3 separate regions of the Homo sapiens genome follow, and regions 1 and 2 are each linked to region 3. Evidence: chromatin loops called from intact Hi-C (ENCODE). Cell type or tissue: heart right ventricle. All regions are shown on one strand. Links, peaks and the distances in the headings refer to the core of each region. The heading gives the core; the rest is flanking DNA. Region 1 holds the start of ZNF624 (zinc finger protein 624). Region 2 overlaps LRRC75A (leucine rich repeat containing 75A). Region 3 has its middle 20 kb from the start of ZNF287.

Region 1 (6,224 bases), core at 1,855-4,354, 65 kb after region 3:
CTTAACCATTATTCTCTGAAAAACAAGAATATATAAAGCAAGGTTATCAAGAATGCAAAGAATATTAGAGATATAAAAATTAACTAGATATGGGTATACTGAAACATATACTGTCAGATTAATGTATTAACTCAAGGAGGAGACCAGGGTTAGTTAAATCAAGAAAATATGTAAATATCTTGGCTGGGCATGGTGGCTCATACCTGTAATCCCAGCACTTTGGGAGGCCGAGGCGGGCAGAGCACCTGAGGTCAGGAGTTTGAGACCAGCCTGGCTGACACGGTGAAACCCTGACTCTACTAAAAAATACAAAATGATCAGCCAGGTGTGGTGGTGCACGCCTGTAGTCCCAGCTACTCGGGAGGCTGAGGCACTAGAATTGCTTGAACTTGGGAGGTGGAGGTTGCAGTGAGCAGAGATTGTGTCACTGCACTCCTGCCTGGGCGACACAGCGAGACTCCATCTCAAAAAAAAAAAAAAAAAGTGAGTATCTTAAAAATGTAGAGTGACCTGTTTCATGACACTGGGGCTTTCCTAGGCACAATGAAAAGGTTTTGGTGGAAGAGAAACAATGAGAAGTTGAGGGAGGAAAGCGGTACAGTGTGGAGATAAAAGAGGTAAAGAAAGAATAGTCTGAGGGGATTCCTGTATTGAAGCCTCAAGGTAACCAGTAAGTGGTTTTGCCTTATGCCAGTGTTTCTCTAGATTTTTCTGTCATAGAGCCTTTTGCAAATCTAATGAAAATTATGACTCCTCTCCTGTTTTCTAATGAAAACGCCACATGTATAACTAGAGGGGTCTCAAATCTGAGAATGCAAAAAACTCACTGGATATGCTTATTAAAAAGGAAATTATTTGGCCCCATCCAAGATCAAAATCAGGATCTCTAGATGTGAGGCACAGAAATATACAGCTTGAACAAGTACACCTTAAGAAATATTTAGTTTAATATAATGTTAACATGTTAATTATATAATGTTAAATTATATAATGTTTTAGTTTTAGTGTAATATTTTAAGAAATATTGCCTGTTACACAATAGGGATTCTGAAGGGTGAAGGAGTGGGAGGGGGGTGGAGAATAAGGAATTACTTAATGGGTATAATGTACGTTATTCTAGGGACAGATACCCTGAAAGCCCTGATCTCACCACTACACAATCTATGCATACCAGTAAATCTTAATTTTTGGGGGGGTACGGACCCATCTGAGAATCTGACCTTGTCCACAAAATAATGCACATGCATATATGATGTTGCATATTACTTCAGAGAGCTTGAAAACTGACTCTCCCTCCCAAGCCCATACACTGACCCCCAAGTTTTACAAGGTTGCAAAGAAAAAAAATGAGCCAAGAATATTGCCCCATCCCGCAACCCCCGAACACTAAAGCAGACCTACAAAGAGCAACATAAGGCATTTTCAATTCCGAAGGTCTAGAGTAATGGTTTTCTGCATCTTTAACATTTATCAAGAGTGAGCTGAGTCATCATTTTTAAAATATTTGTAAATATTAATAAACTCTTTGGCAATACTTTATGTAGATTATGTAGATTATGCTCGTAACATATGTTTAACAACCAAACTACAATAAATCCCTTGTTTTATTTTATAATTAGAATAAACAATATTTAACATTTAATATATTCAGCTTGATCTCAATTGTGCAAATGTAATGCATAGAAAAAAAGACTGAGTAACCCAAAACTCTACTGAGACCTCTGAGACCTGGGGCTGTGATGTTTACCCTTCTTTCTGCTTTTCTGTACTCTCCAAGCAGACAAGAAGAAGTATCTACCTATACATAGGAGTGTGGAATAGGAATAAAATCCCAGAGTGGCTGGCCACATCCCCAGGTTCTAACCCTGCTTTGGCTACCGTAAAACTGTGACCACAGGCAAGTCACTTGAGCACAACGAATCAGCTATTAGTACATGACAGTAGCCACCTTATATGTTTCTACTGTCCCCTTTGTCATTATGCAGAAGATATCTAGGCCACTATTCCCCAGTTATAATTTCCCTATTTACAAGCTCTGTCTTTCCAACTATTGCAAACGTATCCAGAGACTTAAGGAGAAACTTTACTTGTTTTGCTTCCTTGGCCAGTGCAGTTATTTAGAAATAATGAAGGGTCCATGTTTTTGCTGAGAATCTCAGCGCCATGTACCAGTCCAGCATTTCCCAACCAATGCAATAATACCATTGTCATGTCAGGGAGTGACAAGTGATTAAAAGGTGATTACAGTATTTGAAATGTGACATTTCAGGAAAAGCTGCCTCGGTTACTGAGTAGCGCAGGTCCCCCGATGTGGAACCTAGTTCCATCCCTGCCAGTTCAGAAGCCAGAGCGGATATGCTCCTGCCAACCTCGCCTTCTTTCCCTAACTGCTCTCCTCTACCCACTTCGGGTATGCCCTCCTCAGGGCCTGCAAGGCGCGGGGCTGGGAAGACCGGGAAAGTCGGGTCAGGGGCCCGCCCGCCCTACTCGACTCCCTGCGCCCTGCGCCCGGCTCTTTTTAACCCCAGCGCCGCCAGGCCCGCAGGGAGGGGGTTCCCGGGTTTGGACCCGGACTAGGAGGCCGCATAGGGCACGCGGCCCTACCTGTGAGGGAGGCCAGCTGGAGACTGAACCCACACTCGGGAAGGAGGCCCAGCCCCAATCGCCTCTCAGGAGTGGGCGGGTCCGCTCAGGGACAGGGGCTCTAGAGGGAACGGCCACGCCCCGGACGCCGCCGGGAGCCAAGCGCCAAGGGAGGGGCGGCGGGCAACCGAGGCCAGGCGCCCGGGACAACGAGTACCTGGCGGCCGAACTGAGGACAACTGAGGGAACTCGCAGAGCAGGGCGGGAACGCTTCCAGCAATGGCGGCGGCTCGGCGGTGCCGGCCTCCAGGCAGGGCATTGCGCCTGCGCAGCCGGAGCGTCGGAACTACAGTGCCCAGAATCCTCAGCGCCTGAGCCCCCCGCCCCTTTTGTCTGCGTTAGTGAAGGAATTGGCTCTTCGAGGGTGAGAAAAAATTCCAATTGGATACACTTCTGTTGAGAAGCCTTGACTATGTGTCAAAAGCAATAGCACTAGAGATACAAATAATGACACAACCCTTGTCTTGGAACATTTAGGTGCGACTAAAGAAAGCCGTCGAGAGAACAGATAGATGTGATCCAGACAAATATGTGAACAAGTGCTTGGAAACACATATTTCTGAACAATTCCCTTTATGACAATTCCCTCAGAGTTGGAAGAGACAACAATTGATGACTATAATGCCAATTAAGTAGAATGGATATGAATGTCTGAAAATAAGCTGGAAATTTTAAGGCCAAAATTCTTCGAAATACAAAGAAAAAACCTTTCTGAAGACAAATAGCTGTAGAAGTTCTCCTCAATGCATACAAATGATAATTCTTAAAACACAATGACTGAAAGTATTTATTTGCAACAAATTTATTTGACCACTTATTCAAGGGCTGCTCGTCCAAGAGCTATATTAAGGTCTATTTACTTTATCCCTACCAAAGGCGGTATTTTTTGAGGATAGAAACTACATCTCATGGAGTTTATCACTCAGAGTGCCTACTTAGGAGACTGCTTGCATACTGAATGAAACGAAGGAAGAATGAATGAATAATTTGGGACCCCACCTCCCAACACACTTCCACATATCGAAATGCACACGGAATGAGGTACATCTTCTAAGGAGAGTGGCATTGAAGAGTAATCAAAACAACAGGATATTCACAGGAGGACTGGAATAAAACGAAATTTCCAGTGAAAAAGATTACTCAAAATATTTATTCAATACACTCTGAAATTAGAAACTAAGCAAATGTCTTTTGGAGATCCCAGTTCCCTCACATTCCCCACAGATGAAGATGAGCCAAACAGAAGTCCAAAACTTAAACATTACAAAACAAATAATAAAATAAGACACTGTGACTGAAAATCAGCACAAACAATAAACGGCAGAAATATATCCCCCAAAACTTCAGAGGCAGAGCTCATTTGATTAAAAATTTAAAATTATTACATTTAAAATGTTTAAGGACATGATAGATGGAATTAAAAACATTATCAACAAACAACAGAATGTAAAATAAGCCACCAGGAAAGTTTAGAGAAACATACACATTTCGTTAAACTATTAAAAAAAAATGTTTAACACAATATTTAGGGTAGATTATTACTTCTACAGGGATAAAGTCCAGGAAAGACAGACACACAGGTGACTTCAAAGGTATTGGTAGTGTTTTATTTCTTAATTTTGGTAGGAGTACACTGTTCAATTTGTAGTGATATTTGTTATAGGCAATTTTGTGTGCATTTTATATTTAGTAATTTTTAAACTCTTAAAGAACTCTTCTGTGAAGGAAGAAACTAATGCTTTTTGGCTTCAAATAATAAACCAATGGTTAAAAGTTACTTGAAGATAGATTTTGATTCAGATTGTATAACTTTATGCTAACAACGAACAGCTTTAGAAAATAGAGTAGGCTACCTTGTGCAATAATGAATTTGAATTCTTTGGAGAAGTTCAGGCAGAGATTAGATGAATCCTTGCTTAGAATTTTTAAATGTCCTCTTGGGAATTTGATTGCATGACCTGCAAGCTCTCTTCCACATAAGCATTTTGTGTTTACATGAATATTCCTTTCATTACATTTATTTTTCCTCCCATTGGGCCAGGTAATGAATAGATTTGTATCATCATAATGTGTTATGGAATACTTAGGAATCAGTGACATTAAGGGATGACTTCGTCTGGGAAGAGTGGAACTTAATGGATTCCTCAAAAGGACTCTGCACAAGGGTGTGATATTGGGAAACTACAGGAACCTGGTCTCTCTGGGTAAGAAGAGTTTTGTTGTGACTCGCTATTTTTCTGTTGGACCAAATGGACCTTAGGATTCAGGGATTTATGATATCTTATGAACCCTTATGGAGTAGTTCTATCTCCATTTCCAAGTAAAAACTCTACTCTTTGTAAAGGGAAAAATTTATATTTTCATCAGCATATCTTGAAAACTCTACCTGAGGACAATCCCCCAGACCTAGGACTGTCTCTTTTAAAGTCTCTTTTCAGGTACTTCAATTCTGCCTTTTTAAAAAAATTAGAAAAATATATATTTTTGGCTAACTTATATTGGTTCTGTGATGCAGCATATTTTACCATTCTTGGGAGCACATATTTGACCCCTCCCAACTACCTTTGTAATCATATGGAACTCCCTATATTGATCATGCCTTCCAAAAGATTATGTCCACATAGAACTCCGGAATGGCTTTTTGTCACCAACATAGTGAAGTTCTATTTCCCTTTTCCCGAACAGGGCTTGCAGTTCCCAAACCAGACACAATCTCCCAGTTAGAGAAAGAAAAAGGATCCTAGATGATAGTGAGACAAATTTCAGGAAACTCCATCCAAATAAGTAAATGAGAATGAGGATAAGATTCATTGTAAGTAACATCCTCAGTTGGTGTTCAAAAGTTATCTTTTGCCTGGGTACAGTGGCTCACACCTGTAATCCGAGTGCTTTGGGAGCCCAAGGTGGGAGGATTGCTAGAAACCAACAGTTTGAGACCAGCTTGAGCAATATAGTGAGACCCCATCTCTTAAAAAAAATTTAAAAATTTACCAGGCATGGTGGCATTTGCCTGTAGTCCCAGCTACTCAGAGGCTGAGGTGGGAGGATCGCTTGAACCCAGGAGTTCAAGGCTGCAGTGGGTGAGGATTGCAACACTGAATTCCAGCCTAGGTGACAGAACGAGACCCTGTCTCTCTAAAAAACAAGCAAACAAACCAACCAAAAACCACGAACAAACCAAACCCCTGCCGGGCGCGGTGGCTCACGCCTGTAATCCCAGCACTTTGGGAGGCCGAGGCAGGTGGATCACGAGGTCAGGAGATCGAGACCATCCTGGCTAACAAGGTGAAACCCCGTCTCTACTAAAAATACAAAAAAAAAAATTAGCCGGGCACGGTGGCAGGCGCCTGTAGTCCCAGCTACTCGGGAGGCTGAGGCAGGAGAATGGCGTGAACCCGGGAAGCAGAGCTTGCAGTGAGCCGAGATTGCGCCACTGCAGTCCGCAGTCCGGCCTGGGCGACAGAGCGAGACTCCGTCTCAAAAAAAAAAAAAAAAAAAAAAAAAACCAAACCCCTTTTAGCAAAATACCTGCATGAGGTAATAAAACTTATGTATCAAATGCCTACAACAAACATATGTCA
Region 2 (6,224 bases), core at 1,895-4,394, 140 kb before region 3:
TCCCATTATGCAGTGGGGGAGCCTGAGGCCCAGAGGGCTGGGGATGGGCTTGGGGCTGATGGGAAGGCAAGAGAAGGAGACTCTGAGGAAGGGGGACAAGAGAGAGAGGAGTTGGGAAGATGGCAGTTGAATGTCCAAAGGAGAGAGGCATCTGTGGAGGGACCCAGGAAGCAAAGGAGGGCCCGAGACTGAACAGAACGGATTTGGAGGAGGCCCCTGGGCTCCAGTTCACAGCCCATCCCCACCCCTGCCCCCAGCTTCCTGGTGCCTGGCTGTCTGATGAATAAGCTTGTATCACCTGCCACTTGCACCTGTATCACACCTGTGTGTTACACCTGTCACTCCTGTGTGTCACTCTTGTGTGTTGCAGATGTGGGGGCAGGTGAGCATCTGCCTTTACGGCTTCATTCCCCACCCCTGGAGCTGACATCTTTTGGTTCCTAGACTTAGCTTCTTGCTGAACCTGGCCACATGACTGTGTGGAGGGAAGCAAGGCGGGTGAAGCAGGAGGAGCTGGTCATGGGGGCTGCAGGGGAGTCCCTCAAGGGGGATGTTCCTCAGACTGGGAGATGGAGAGAGGGGTGGACAGGAGGTGGAGAGGATGACTCAGGGCCAGGCTATTGGAAGGGGCTGAGGGGACAGAGGCCACACAGCTGACTGATATGCTGGATGGAGAAGGTGTGGGCAGGGAGGGTGAGGAGGGTCTAGGCTTTGGGCTTGGGACATGAGTAGAAGGCAAGGGGCTCAAGACAAGAAGTGGGTGAGAAGGCAGGAGGGGGGTGACCTGCTCATGTGGGGCCATGGTAAGTTTGAGGAGCTCACAATACCTCCAGCTGTGGATGCCACTGGACTTATGGGGTTGGGGCTCAAGACAGGTCCAGGCTGGACACATTCATCAGTAAGATTAAACCCCTGGCCAGAGAATGAGCTAAGCAGGAGGGAGAGAGAACAGTGGACACACAGCAGTCAGAGAAGACTCCATCAGAGCAGCAGGAGTAGTGGAGTCTGGACACCAAGAAGAGTGACTAATGGGGTTAGACCCCCACCCAGAGGCCACTGGGTCTCCAACAAGGAGGCCATGGCCAGCACAAGTTCAGGGAGTGGGGCCATGGTGGGAGCCGACCTTAGAGCTCAAAGGGAGAATAGGGGCCAGGCACGGTGGCTCACGCCTGTTAATCCCAGCACGTTGGGAGGCCAAGGTGGATGGATCACCTGAGGTCAGGAGTTCGAGATCAGCCTGGCCAACATGGCAAAACCCTGTCTCTACTAAGAATACAAAAATTAGCTGGGCGTGACGGCGGGCGCCTGTGATCCCAGCTGCTCCGGAGTGCTGAGGCAGGAGAATTGTTTGAACCCAGGAGGCGGAGGTTACAGTGAGCCGAGATCGCACCACTGCACTCCAGCCTGGGTGACAGAGTGAGACTCCATCTCAAAAAAAAAAATAATAATAATAATAAATAAATAAAACAGAGAATAGGAGGTGACACTGGAGATGGCCCATCTAGAGCTGTGCTTCTTTACCTTGGAATCTTTCATACCGGAATCTCAGGGGAGCTTTTTTTTCTTTTTTTTGAGACGGAGTATCGCTCTGTCGCCCAGGATGGAGTGTAGTGGCGCGATCTTGGCTCACTGCAAGCTCCGCCTCCCGGGTTCACGCCATTCTCCTGCCTCAGCCTCTCCAGTAGCTGGGACTACAGGCGCCCGCCAACATGCCCGGCTAATTTTTTTGCATTTTTAGTAGAGACGGGGGGTCTCACTGTGTTAGCGAGGATGGTCTCGATCTCCTGACCTTGTGATCCGCCCGCCTCGGCCTCCCATTACAGGCGTTAGCCACCGCGCCCGGCCTGGAATCTCAGGGGAGCTTTAAAGTCCACTGATGGGCCAGGTGCTGTGGCTCACTCTTGTAATCCCAGCACTTTGGGAGGCTGAGGCAGGAGGATCACTTGACCCCAGGAGTTCAAGACTACCCTGGGCAATATAGTGAGACTTGCTCTCAAAAAAAAAAAAAAAAAAAAAAAAAGCCCATCATGGTGGCATGTGCCTGCAGTCCCAGCTACCCGGGAGGCTGAGGTAGGAGGCTCTTGAGCCCCGAAAGTGAAGGCTGCAGTGAGCCGTGATCACACCTCTGCACTCCAGACAGGGTGAGACCTAGTCTCAAAAAACCAAACCAAACCAAACAACAACAAAATAACACTGATGCCTGGGCCACCCCAATGATGGGTGGGTGGCTCAGGCACAGGGATTTTTTTTTTTTTCTTTTTGTTTGAGATGGAGTCTCACTCTGTTGCCCAGGCTGGAGTGCAGTGGCGCGGTCTTGGCTCACTGCAACCTCCATCTCCCAGGTTCAAACGATTCTCCTGCTTCAGCCTCCCAAGTAGCTGATTACAGACGCCTGCCACCACACCCCGCTAATTTTTTGTATCTTAATAGAGATGGGGTTTCACCATGTTGGCCAGCCTGGTCTCGAACTCCTGACCTCGTGATCTGCCCGCCTCAGCCTCCTAAAGTGCTGGGATTACAGGTGTGAGCCACCCTGCCTGGCCACACGGGGATTTTTAAAAGGTCCCCAGGTGATTCCCTAGTGCAGCTGAGGTGGAGAAGCACTGGTTCAAAGACCATGGGTGGGATCAGGTGGTCTGCCCAGCATCACTCCTGGAACCACCCCAGGACAGAATGTAGCCAGTCTCCAAAGCTTAGAACTGAGCCCCTCAGCTGCAGCTCCTCCTTCAATCACTTCCCAGGGTTTCCAAAATCTGGGGCCAAAATCCCTGTCCACCCTCTCAGCCTGGGCAGCTGAGCCTTAAAAGAAGAGAATAGAGGCCGGGCGCGGTAGTTCACGCCTGTAATCCCAGCACTTTGGGAGGCCGAGGCAGGCGGATCACAAGGTCAGGAGTTCGACACCAGCCTGTCCAATATGGTGAAACCCCATCTCTACTAAAAATACAAAAATTAGCCAGGCGTAGTCGTGGGTGCCTGTAGTCCCAGCTACTTGGGAGGCTGTGGCAGGAGAATCGCTTGAACCCGGGAGGTGGAGGTTGCAGTGAGCCGAGATCGCGCCACTGAACTCTGGCCTGGGCGCCAGAGTGGGACTGGTGTGGGACTCCTAAACACACACACACACGCACACACGCACACACGCACACGCACACACGCACACGCACACACACACACACGAGAACAGAGGACAAGGGGGCATCACTGCACTGCCATTGCCACAAGGGGGCAGCCACGCACAGGGCCAGGCTCGGGATGGAAGTGTATCTGCCACTACCAGGGAGAACTGAGGAGCCTGCGTCTCCTCACTGGCTAGACAGGAACAATAGATATGGACACCTCATAGAGTTGCCTTGAGAGCACAAGTGAGCTGATGTTCTCTCAGGAGTGAGAGTTCCCTTCTGCTTGTCTGAACTAAACTGACAACAGCTAACATGTATTGAGCAGCTGCGATGCATTGGGCATCTCCTCTGAGCACTGTTTGCATGAACATTTTGGGGCTCAGAACACAATTCCAAAGCATGGCGCCGGGGCCAGCAGAGAGCTTTGAACTAACGGAAATTGGAAGGCCTCAGAAGCAAAGTTTTTCTGCCCTTCTGCTGCCCTCCTGTCTCTGGCCCTTCTTCTCCCCCAGAGTGAGTCAGAGAAACCAGAATTCTTCTTCCCCAAGGCAGGTCACAGAGACCAGAACCCCTCTCCCTCAAAGCAAGCCATAAAACTAGGCAGGTCACTCTCTCCCTTCTGTCTTGAAGACCATTCCAGAGGGGTAGGAAGGAACACTGCAGAGAGAGGCCAAGAAGAATCTGAGCAGATAGCCTTCCTGGGTCCCCTCGGCCTATCACCATTAGATCACACCCTTTGTCCAATCGCATTTCTACAAGCTTGTGCACTCTTTACCAAGCCTGAGTATAAAAACAGATAGCTGGCTGAGTGTGGTGGCTCACGCCTGTAATCCCAGCACTTTGGGAGGCCGAGGTGGGTGGATCACCTGAGGTCAGGAGTTCGAGACTAGCCTGGCCAACACGGCGAAACTCCATCTCTACTAAAAATACAAAAAATTAGCTAGGCATGGTGGCGGGCACCTGTAGTCCCAGCTACTTGGTAGGCTGAGGCAGGAGAGTTGCTTGAACCCAGGAGGTGGAGGGTCCAGTGAGCCGAGATCACGTCATTGCACTCCAGCCTGGGCAACAGAGTGAGACTCTGTCAAAAAACAAACAAACAAACAGGCCAGGCGTGGTGGCTCATGCCTGTAATCCCAGCACTTTGGGAGGCAGAGGGGGGCGGATCACCTGAGGTTGGGAGTTTGAGACCAGCCTGACCAACATGGAGAAACCCCATCTCTACTGAAAATACAAAATTAGCCAGGCATGGTGGTGCATGTCTGTAATCCCAGCTGCTCGGAAGGCTGAGGCAGGAGAATCGCGTGAACCCAGGAGGCAGAGGTTGAGGTGGGCCGAGATCACGCCACTGCACTCCAGCCCGGGCAACAAGAGCAAAATTCCGTTTTAAAATAAATAAATAAATATAATTAAAATAAACAAATTCTAACAAACAAAAAACCAAAAAAACAAAAAAACCTCTTTCCCTGGGGTTTGGGGTCTTCATTTCTTTCTTTTTTTAAAGAGATGGGGGTCTCACTATATTGGCCTTGCTGGTATTGAATTCCTGGACTCATGTAATCCTCCTGTATCAGCCTCCCAGGTAGCTGGGGCTAAGGGTCCTCATTTCTTTTCTTTTCTTTTCTTTTCTTTTTTTTTTTTAGTGACGGAGTCTTGCTCTGTCCCCGCCCTCAGGCTGGAGTACAGTGGCACCATCTCAGCTCATTGCAACCTCCGTCTCCCAGGTTCAAGTGATTCTCCTGGCTTAGCCTCCCGAGTAGCTGGGATTACAGGCGCGTGCCACCACGCCCAGCTAATTTTTGTATTTTTAGTAGAGACAGGGTTTCACTATGTTGGCCAGGTTGGTCTTGAACTCCTGACCTCAGACGATCCGCCTGCCTCGGCCTCCCAAAGTGCTGGTATTACAGGTGTGAGCCACCGTGCCTCACCTGAGCGTCTTCATTTCTGAAAGCTCCCATGTTGCGTAAAATTTTGATTAAACACATTTGTTCTGCTTTTTTGTTACCCTGTGTCTGGTTATAGGAGTGTCAGCCATGACCCTTATAATGAGTGAGGGAAAAGTACCACACAGTTCTGCCCTACAATTTTTTTTTTTAGACGGAGTCTTGCTCTGTCGCCCGGCTGGAGTGCAGTGGCGCAATCTCAGCTCAATGCAACCTCCATCTCCCAGATTCAAGCGGTTCTCTTGCTTCAGCCTCCCGAGTAGCTGGGACTACAGGCACCCGCCATCCATGCCCGGCTAATTTTTTTTGTATTTCTATTAGAGACGGGGTTTCACCATGTTGGTCAGGCTGGTCTCAAATCCTGACCTCAAGTGGTCCACCTGCCTCGACCTCCCTAAGTGCCCTACAAACTATAGTCCCATACCTTACTACAACCCTATGAGACAGGTATTATTAATAACCCCGCTTTACAAATGAGGGAACTGAGGCAAAAAGAACTTAAATAGATGGGCAAGGCCTCCCAGCTTGTAAGACGGAGTCAGGATCTAAAGTCAGCCAGCTCTGAGGCTGATGCTCCTAACCGCTATCTGCTGCCCTCCTTGTGAGAAATCCTGTCTTTGGCTTAGGTCAGTTCAAAGTGTTTCTATCATTTACAACCAGAAAAGCCTTCAGTGAGACTGTCTCATTTTTTCCCAACTCTTCCACTTTTCAAAGAACCCCTCCAGGGCTCCCTCCTGCAGAGAACAGGACTAGGCAGCACTGGCCCAGAAGTGGAGCAGTAAGAAGGTGGGGAACGGGGGGAGGGAGAGGAGGAGAAGGAGGAAGAGGAAGAGGGAGAGGAGGAGGAGGAAGGGGAGGGGGAGGAGGAGGAGTAGCAGTAGTAGGAGGAGGAGGAAGAGGAGGGAGAGGAGGAGGAAGAGGAGGGGTAGGAGGAGGAAGAGGAGGAAGGAGGAGGAAGAGGAGGAGGAAGAGGAGGAAGAAGAGGAGAAAGGAGGAGAAGAAGGAAGAGGATCAGGAAGAGGAGGAGGAGGAAGAGGAGGAGGAAGAGAAGGAAGAGGAGGAGGAGGAAGAGGAGAAGAAGGAAGAGGAGGAGGAAGAGAAGGAAGAGGAGGAGGAAGAGAAGGAAGAGGAGGAGGAAGAGAAGAAGGAAAAGGAGGAAGAGGAGGAG
Region 3 (6,224 bases), core at 1,921-4,420:
GAGATGTCAGAGAAGCCTAGGAAAAGGCAAATTCCCCAAAAGAGGTCACGTTTCAATTGTGTTTTAGTCCCAAGAAAATGACTTAAAATACTCATTGGATTAAAATATCTGGGTAGTGCCAGGCATGGTAGCTCATGCCTGTAATCTCAGCACTTTGGGAGGTTGAAGTGGGTGGATCACTTGAGTTCGGGAGTTTGAGACCAGCCTGGCTGATATATTGAAACCTTGTCTCTACTAAAAATACAAAAATTAGCCGGGCATGGTGGCGGGCGCCTGTAGTCCCAGCTACTTGGGAGGCTGAGGCAGAAGAATCGCTTGAACGCAGGAGGCGAGGTTTCAGTGAGCTGAGATCCCGCCACCACACTCCAGCCTGGGTGACAAAGCAAGAGTCCATCTCAAAAACAAACAAACAAACAAAGACTAATTTGACCACGGCCTCCTTTTGAGATCATTCTTTTGCCAGACTCCTCTGACATCTCAGGCTGACTGTCTTCAAACCTAGTCCACGAACACTCCTTGCTGGTGTCCTGTGCAAAGCCCCCCTGAAGAGTATCAGGGAACATTCTGAGACCCAGTCCCCACCCGTGTGCCCCTTTCACTATAGCTGCCTTGGAAACCTCCTGCATGTCTTCACTTGCTGCAGCAATTTCTCCCATCATTATCTTGATGGTGATGACATCTGAAAGCTCAGTCTAGATTTCATTTGAGGCACAGTCTCTGCGTGTTATAGGCACTTAAGATGTAATACATTTCAAACTGAGGCCCTCAACTTCCTCCCCAAATAAAAGTGACTTGTCCTCTAATCTCTAATCTCAGATAATGGCTCCACTAGTACCCAGTCATGAATCTGACACGGCCTCTCAAAACCACTGTCAAGCATAGCTGTGATCTCTACACGGAGCTCCACAATCGCCATTCACTTCCACACCAATACCCAGACAGTATTCCCACCCCACACTCACACTGCTCAGTGCCAGTTTAAATGTCAGTTCCTCAGATGATACAATAGTTGGCATTTAAAAAACCAAACCAAACGATAATGTTTCAATGTCCAAAACTGATGAACACATTTTGCTTAGTTCTTTCCTAAATGTGGAAGTGGATCTGATATATAATTATTTTCTCCCTCTGCTTCCCAACATGTTCTAATACATAATTTTTAGCGATACCAGTCATAATGGGGGTCCCACAAAAGAAGTTTTTGTAAGCTGAAATTAATTGACAGCTATTTAAGACTGTCACTGTGTCATGAGGAATTGTTGGACATGTTCAAATGAAAATGAGATAAGCTAAGAAGTATATTTTTAAAATGTTATTGATATGTTTGCTTTCATTAAAGCCAGGAAGGCAAATGTATTAAAACTTTCCTTTGGTATAAACTATTTAAAGTTAAAATGATGTGAGTTTTTTTTTCATTTTTAAAATAGATCAGTTTTATTCTGCTAGTTCCATAAAAACAATGTAAACACAAGCGTTCTGTACATCTTGCTGGTGAATTCACATAATGCTTAGTTCCCTGATCCTTTGACCTCCTCGTCTTCTCCAGTTATTTTCTGTCTGGACCACTGGCCTCAGGAGTGGAGTGGGGTTGGGGCTTAGGAGAGAGCAATGTGGCTTTTTGGTATGACTTGTTTTATTGCTTGCCCTCTCAGCACACTCCTGTTTCTCCTAACACAAAGTCTGAGATTTAAGCCCTTAAACCTGTAGGTTTCACCGTCAGCTTTTTCTTTTTCTTTCTTTTTTCTTTTTTTTTTTGCATAGGCATTACTAGGGACGTGAATGGGAGACTGGTATAGAAAGTGGTGAGGAGCCGAAGCCAAGAAATTGCTTTAAACACAAGATGAAAATGCTCTGTTCTGTCCACACAAAGAATCACCTAATACTGGTGTGAGGCACCTCACTTAGCTGTGGAGAAGTCCCTGGAATTAGATCTCAGAAAGACAGTTCCAGCTTTAAGACAGTAAAACCTTTTGGCAATGGGCTAATTGCCTTAAAGGAAAGAAGGGTTCTACTTGAAAGAACTTGCAGGTGGAGAAATTGTCCTACAAAGATTCTTGGAAATGTTAATGGAGATAACTGACATAGGTAGCTGTGGGCCAACCAGGAGCTGTCAACAGCCTGATCTCAGCAAAACCAGGACGGCCAGTTAATAGTTCCTTCAGTTCTCTGATGGTCACAAATGTAATTTTATTTCATTTCGCCTTGTGGAGGTTCTGCAACAAATGTAATTTTAAAGGAATTGGGAGCCAGAAAGATAAATGCAACTCCTTCAACTATGTGACAGGGCAGACTGGTGAATCTGGGTTCCCAGAGTGTGGAGCAAGTGCCCTGCATCAGAGGACGGCCCAGGGGAAACGTGCATGATGCCGAACCCCACAGGACAGAATTACTTCAATCGCCTGGTCCTGACTACTACAAGGAGGAAGTCTCAGTGTCTCAGTTTGCATCTACGCTCAGATTTCTTTTTCTTTTGGAGACAGAGTCTCCCTCTGTCGCTCAGGCTGGAGTGCAGTGGTGTGATCTTGGCTCACTGCTACCTCCACCTCCTGGGTTCAAGCAATTGTGCCTCAGCCTCCCCTGTAGCTGGGACTACAGGCGTGCGCCACCACGCCCGGCTTATTTTTGAATTTATAGTAGAGACGGGGTTTCATCATGTTGGCCAGGAATGATGCGAGTTTTAATACACTCACTTTACAGTTTCTTATGTTTTTAAACTACTTTCACGTTGTAGCAAAAACGAACCTTAAAGGCTTCACAGAGGCCGGTCCACGGGAGGGGAGCGCCGGTCTCCCGGTCCCGCCGGGCTCACAGGGACGGAGCGGCCTGGGATTCCGCCCACCCCCTTCCCGCCGTCAGCGATTCCTCCTCCTCGGAGGGTCTGGGGACTTCTCCCAGAAGCCGCCACCTCGCGCCAGGACACCGGGAGTTCCGCCGCTCCCTGCGAGAGGGAACTGGCCAGAGGCCCTGCGGGGCACCGCGCGCGAGTGAGGCAGAAACCCAGGCACCATGCAGAAAGCCCCGAAAAATGTCCCTGGAGAAGCCGGGGAACAGCTCCCTCCACAGCCGTCAGGGCCCGCACAGGCTGTTTCCTCACGGAGGACTCGGCCCCAGGTTGTCACGAAGCCGCGACCGCGCCTCCCCGGGGTCCTCAAGGAACGCAGCGCTCTGCCTCACTGCAGACAAGGCAGTCCGCAGGCGGAACACGCATGCGCGCCGGCAAGTCAGCCAGGGCGGGTTCGCGCGCCCTCTTGCGGCCCTCTAGGTGCAGTGCAGGGAGCTTTGCGTTTTAGGGACTTGGGCTCCCTCCGGCCATCCTCTATTGCTTTTTGGTATTTTCAGTAGAGACGCGGTTTCGCCATGTTGGCCAGGCTGGTTTGGAAGTCCTGACCTCAGGTGATCCACCCGCCTCGGCCTCCCAAAGTGCTGGAATTACAGGCGTGAGCCACTATGCCTGGCCCTGGCCATCCTCTTTAACTACTGAACTTCAGATTATTCAAAGCCGTTACACTCCACCCAACAGCTTCAGAATATCCTCTAGTATTCTCTAACACGCATGGAACAGTCTCCAGATTAGACCACAAATTAGGTCACAAAGCTAGTCTCAATCAATTTTAAAAGACTGAAGTAATACAATATTTTCTATAACCACAATATAAGGAAACATTAACAGAAGGAAAACTGGAACATTCACAAATACGTGAGAATTAAACAACACACTCTTAAACAACCAATGGTCAAAGAAAAAATAACATGGGAAATTGGAAAATACGATGAGACAAATGAAAATGAAGCACAACATACCAAAACTATGACAATCAGTGAAAGCAGTTTCAAAGGGAAAATTTTACGAGTAAACATTTACCTTTAAAAAACAAAGATATCAGATAAATAACCTAACTTTACACCTTAAGGAGCTGGATAAAGAAGAGAAAACAAAACCCAAAGTTAGGAGAAGGAAGATGCTATAGTTTAAATGTGTCCTCCAATGTCCATGTGTTGGAAACTTAATCTCCAATGTAACAGGGGTAAGAGGTAAGACTTTTAAGAGGTGATTAGGCCATGAGGACTCTGTCCTCATGAGTGGATTAATGCCATTATTAAGGGAGTGTGTTCCTTTCAAAAGGACAAGTTCAGCACTCTCTTGCTCTCTCTTCCCTTTTCTTGGCCCTTCTGCTTTCTCCCATGGGATAACATAGCAAGAAGGCCCTCACAAGATGCTGGCACCTTGATCTTGGACTTCCCAGCCTCCAGAACTGTAAGAAAATAAATTTCTGATTTTTGAAAAATAAATTATGTGGCCTGTGGTATTTTGTTGTAGAAGCACAAATGGACTAAGACAGAAGGAAATAATAAAGATTAGAGCATAGTTAAACAAAATAGAGGATAGAAAAATAGGGAAAAAATCAACAAAACCCAAAGTTGGTCCTTTGAAAAGGTCAAGAAAATTGACAAAACTTCAGGTAGAGTAAGAAGAGAAAGATTATTAAAACACTGTTATTTTATTATTTTTCCTAATTATTTAACAATATTTAACAGTAATATAATAAAATTATTGCAATATGAAAATTTATATAAAACTAAAACATTAAATCAGAAATAAAAGTGGGGACGTGACTATTGATTTTGAAGAAATACACAGAATTATAAGAGAATATTAAATCAATTGTATCCCAACAAAGTAGGTAATCTAGATGAAATGGATACATTTTGAGACAGAGTCTCACACTGTCATCAGGCTGGAGTGCAGTGGCACGATCTTGGCTCACTGCAACCTCTGCCTCTGCCTCCCGGGTTCAAGCGTTTCTCCTGCCTCAGCCTCCTGAGTAGTTGGGACAACAGGCGTGCACCACCACTCCCAGCTAATTTTTGTATTTCTAGTAGAGACGGGGTTTCACCATGTTGGCCAGGATGGTCTCAATCTCTTGACCTCATGATCCACCCTCCTCGGCCTCCCAAGGATAAATTCTTAGAAGCACTCAGACTTCCAAAACAGATTGAAGAAGAAATGGAGAATCTAAGGATATCTTTTTTTTTTTTTTTTTTTTGAGACAGAGTCTCACTCTGTCACCCAGGCTTGAGTGCAGTGGCACGATCTTGGCTCACTGCAATCTTGGCCTCTCAGGTTCAAGCAATTCTCCTGCCTCAGCCTCCTGAGTAGCTGAAATTACAGGTGTGTGCCACCACACCTGGCTAATTTTTGTATTTTTAGTAGAGATGGGGTTTCACCATGTTGGTCAGACTGGTCTTGAACTCCTGACCTCGTGATCCGCCCGCCTCGGCCTCCCAAAGTCGTGGGATTACAGGCGTGAGCCACTGCGCCCGGCCAGGATATCTTTTTAAATAAATAGAATGAATCAGAAACCTTTTAACAACAAAAAGGGCCAGGGCCAAATGGCTTCACTGGCAATTTCTACAAAACATTTGCAGAAGAATTAACACCAATCCATCTCAAACTCTAACCATCTGTCCTACACCCCAAAATAGAAGATAACCGATCCTAACCCTTTCTATGAGGACAGCATTACCCTAGTATTTGTGAAAAAGACTTCATAAGAAGAGAAAACCAATACAATGTTTTCTCAGTACAAACCAATATCTTTTATGCATACAGATAGAAAAAATCATCAAAATACTACCAAATTGAATTCAGCAGTATATTAAAAGAATTACACACTATGATTAGTTCAATTTATTCCAGATACACAAATTGATTCCACATACAAAATCAATTACTGCTGTATCCCACATTAATAGAATGAGGGGAAAAATCTCACAAGATTATTGCAATTCATACAAAACAAATATTTGACAAAATTCAATACCCTGTCATGATAAAAACAACACTCAATAAATTAGGATTAGAAGGGAGCTGCCTCAGCCTGAAAAACCCATAGCTAACATCACCCTCAGTGGTGAGTGCGTGTGATGAAATCTTTCTTCCTAAGATCATGGATGTCCTGTCTTCTCACCACTTCTATTCAACATCGTAAGGAAAGTTCTGGCTACAGCTTACACAGTAAATAGAAATAATAGGCATCCACATTGGAAAAAGAGTAAAACTATTTCTTTCACAGATGACATCTAGTATATTGAAAATTTTAAAGAATATAGACACATGTGCACACACACACAATTAGTGAGCATCAGTGAATTCCACAAAGCTTCAGGATACAAGATCAACAAACAATTGGTTTTATTTCTATACACTAACAACGAACAATCTG

The links. A loop is a pair of places that touch in the nucleus more often than their neighbours do. Peaks named below come from ENCODE experiments on the same cell type or tissue, not always from the same donor. Only the 100,000 strongest peaks of a DNase experiment are listed, where the experiment ranks them.
Region 1: a loop joins it to region 3, with 2.6 times the contacts of the local background. A loop is called at or near these places in 19 of 110 quality-filtered maps.
Region 2: it touches region 3 in a loop (2.7-fold over the local background); 22 of 110 quality-filtered maps call a loop at or near these places.

The regions. Positions count from the first base shown.
Region 1 is chr17:16,650,964-16,657,187 of GRCh38, forward strand. ZNF624 (zinc finger protein 624) reads right to left here and starts at 2,887. Exons shown (of 6, transcript NM_020787.4): 1 at 2,801-2,887. LOC124903934 (a long non-coding RNA gene) reads left to right here and starts at 2,929. Exons shown (of 4, transcript XR_007065639.1): 1 at 2,929-3,007; 2 at 3,121-4,235; 3 at 4,685-5,455. RefSeq lists an enhancer at 2,131-2,641 and a silencer at 2,597-2,796. In heart right ventricle, for the core only: no CTCF peak of the experiment used is centred there; a DNase peak (open chromatin) is centred at 2,818; H3K4me3 peaks cover 1,629 bases; H3K27ac peaks cover 1,643 bases.
Region 2 is chr17:16,450,191-16,456,414 of GRCh38, forward strand. All of the region lies in intron 2 of LRRC75A (leucine rich repeat containing 75A), which reads right to left. All of the region lies in intron 3 of SNHG29 (small nucleolar RNA host gene 29), which reads left to right. Among named protein-coding and RNA genes, the nearest start is that of SNORD65, 12 kb to the left of the region's middle. RefSeq lists an enhancer at 6,191-6,224. In heart right ventricle, for the core only: CTCF peaks have their summits at 3,227 (motif pointing right) and 3,434; a DNase peak (open chromatin) is centred at 3,231.
Region 3 is chr17:16,586,271-16,592,494 of GRCh38, forward strand. No RefSeq gene overlaps it. Among named protein-coding and RNA genes, the nearest start is that of ZNF287, 20 kb to the left of the region's middle. RefSeq lists an enhancer at 2,870-2,939. In heart right ventricle, for the core only: CTCF peaks have their summits at 3,258 (motif pointing left) and 3,457; a DNase peak (open chromatin) is centred at 3,211; H3K4me3 peaks cover 1,082 bases; H3K27ac peaks cover 546 bases.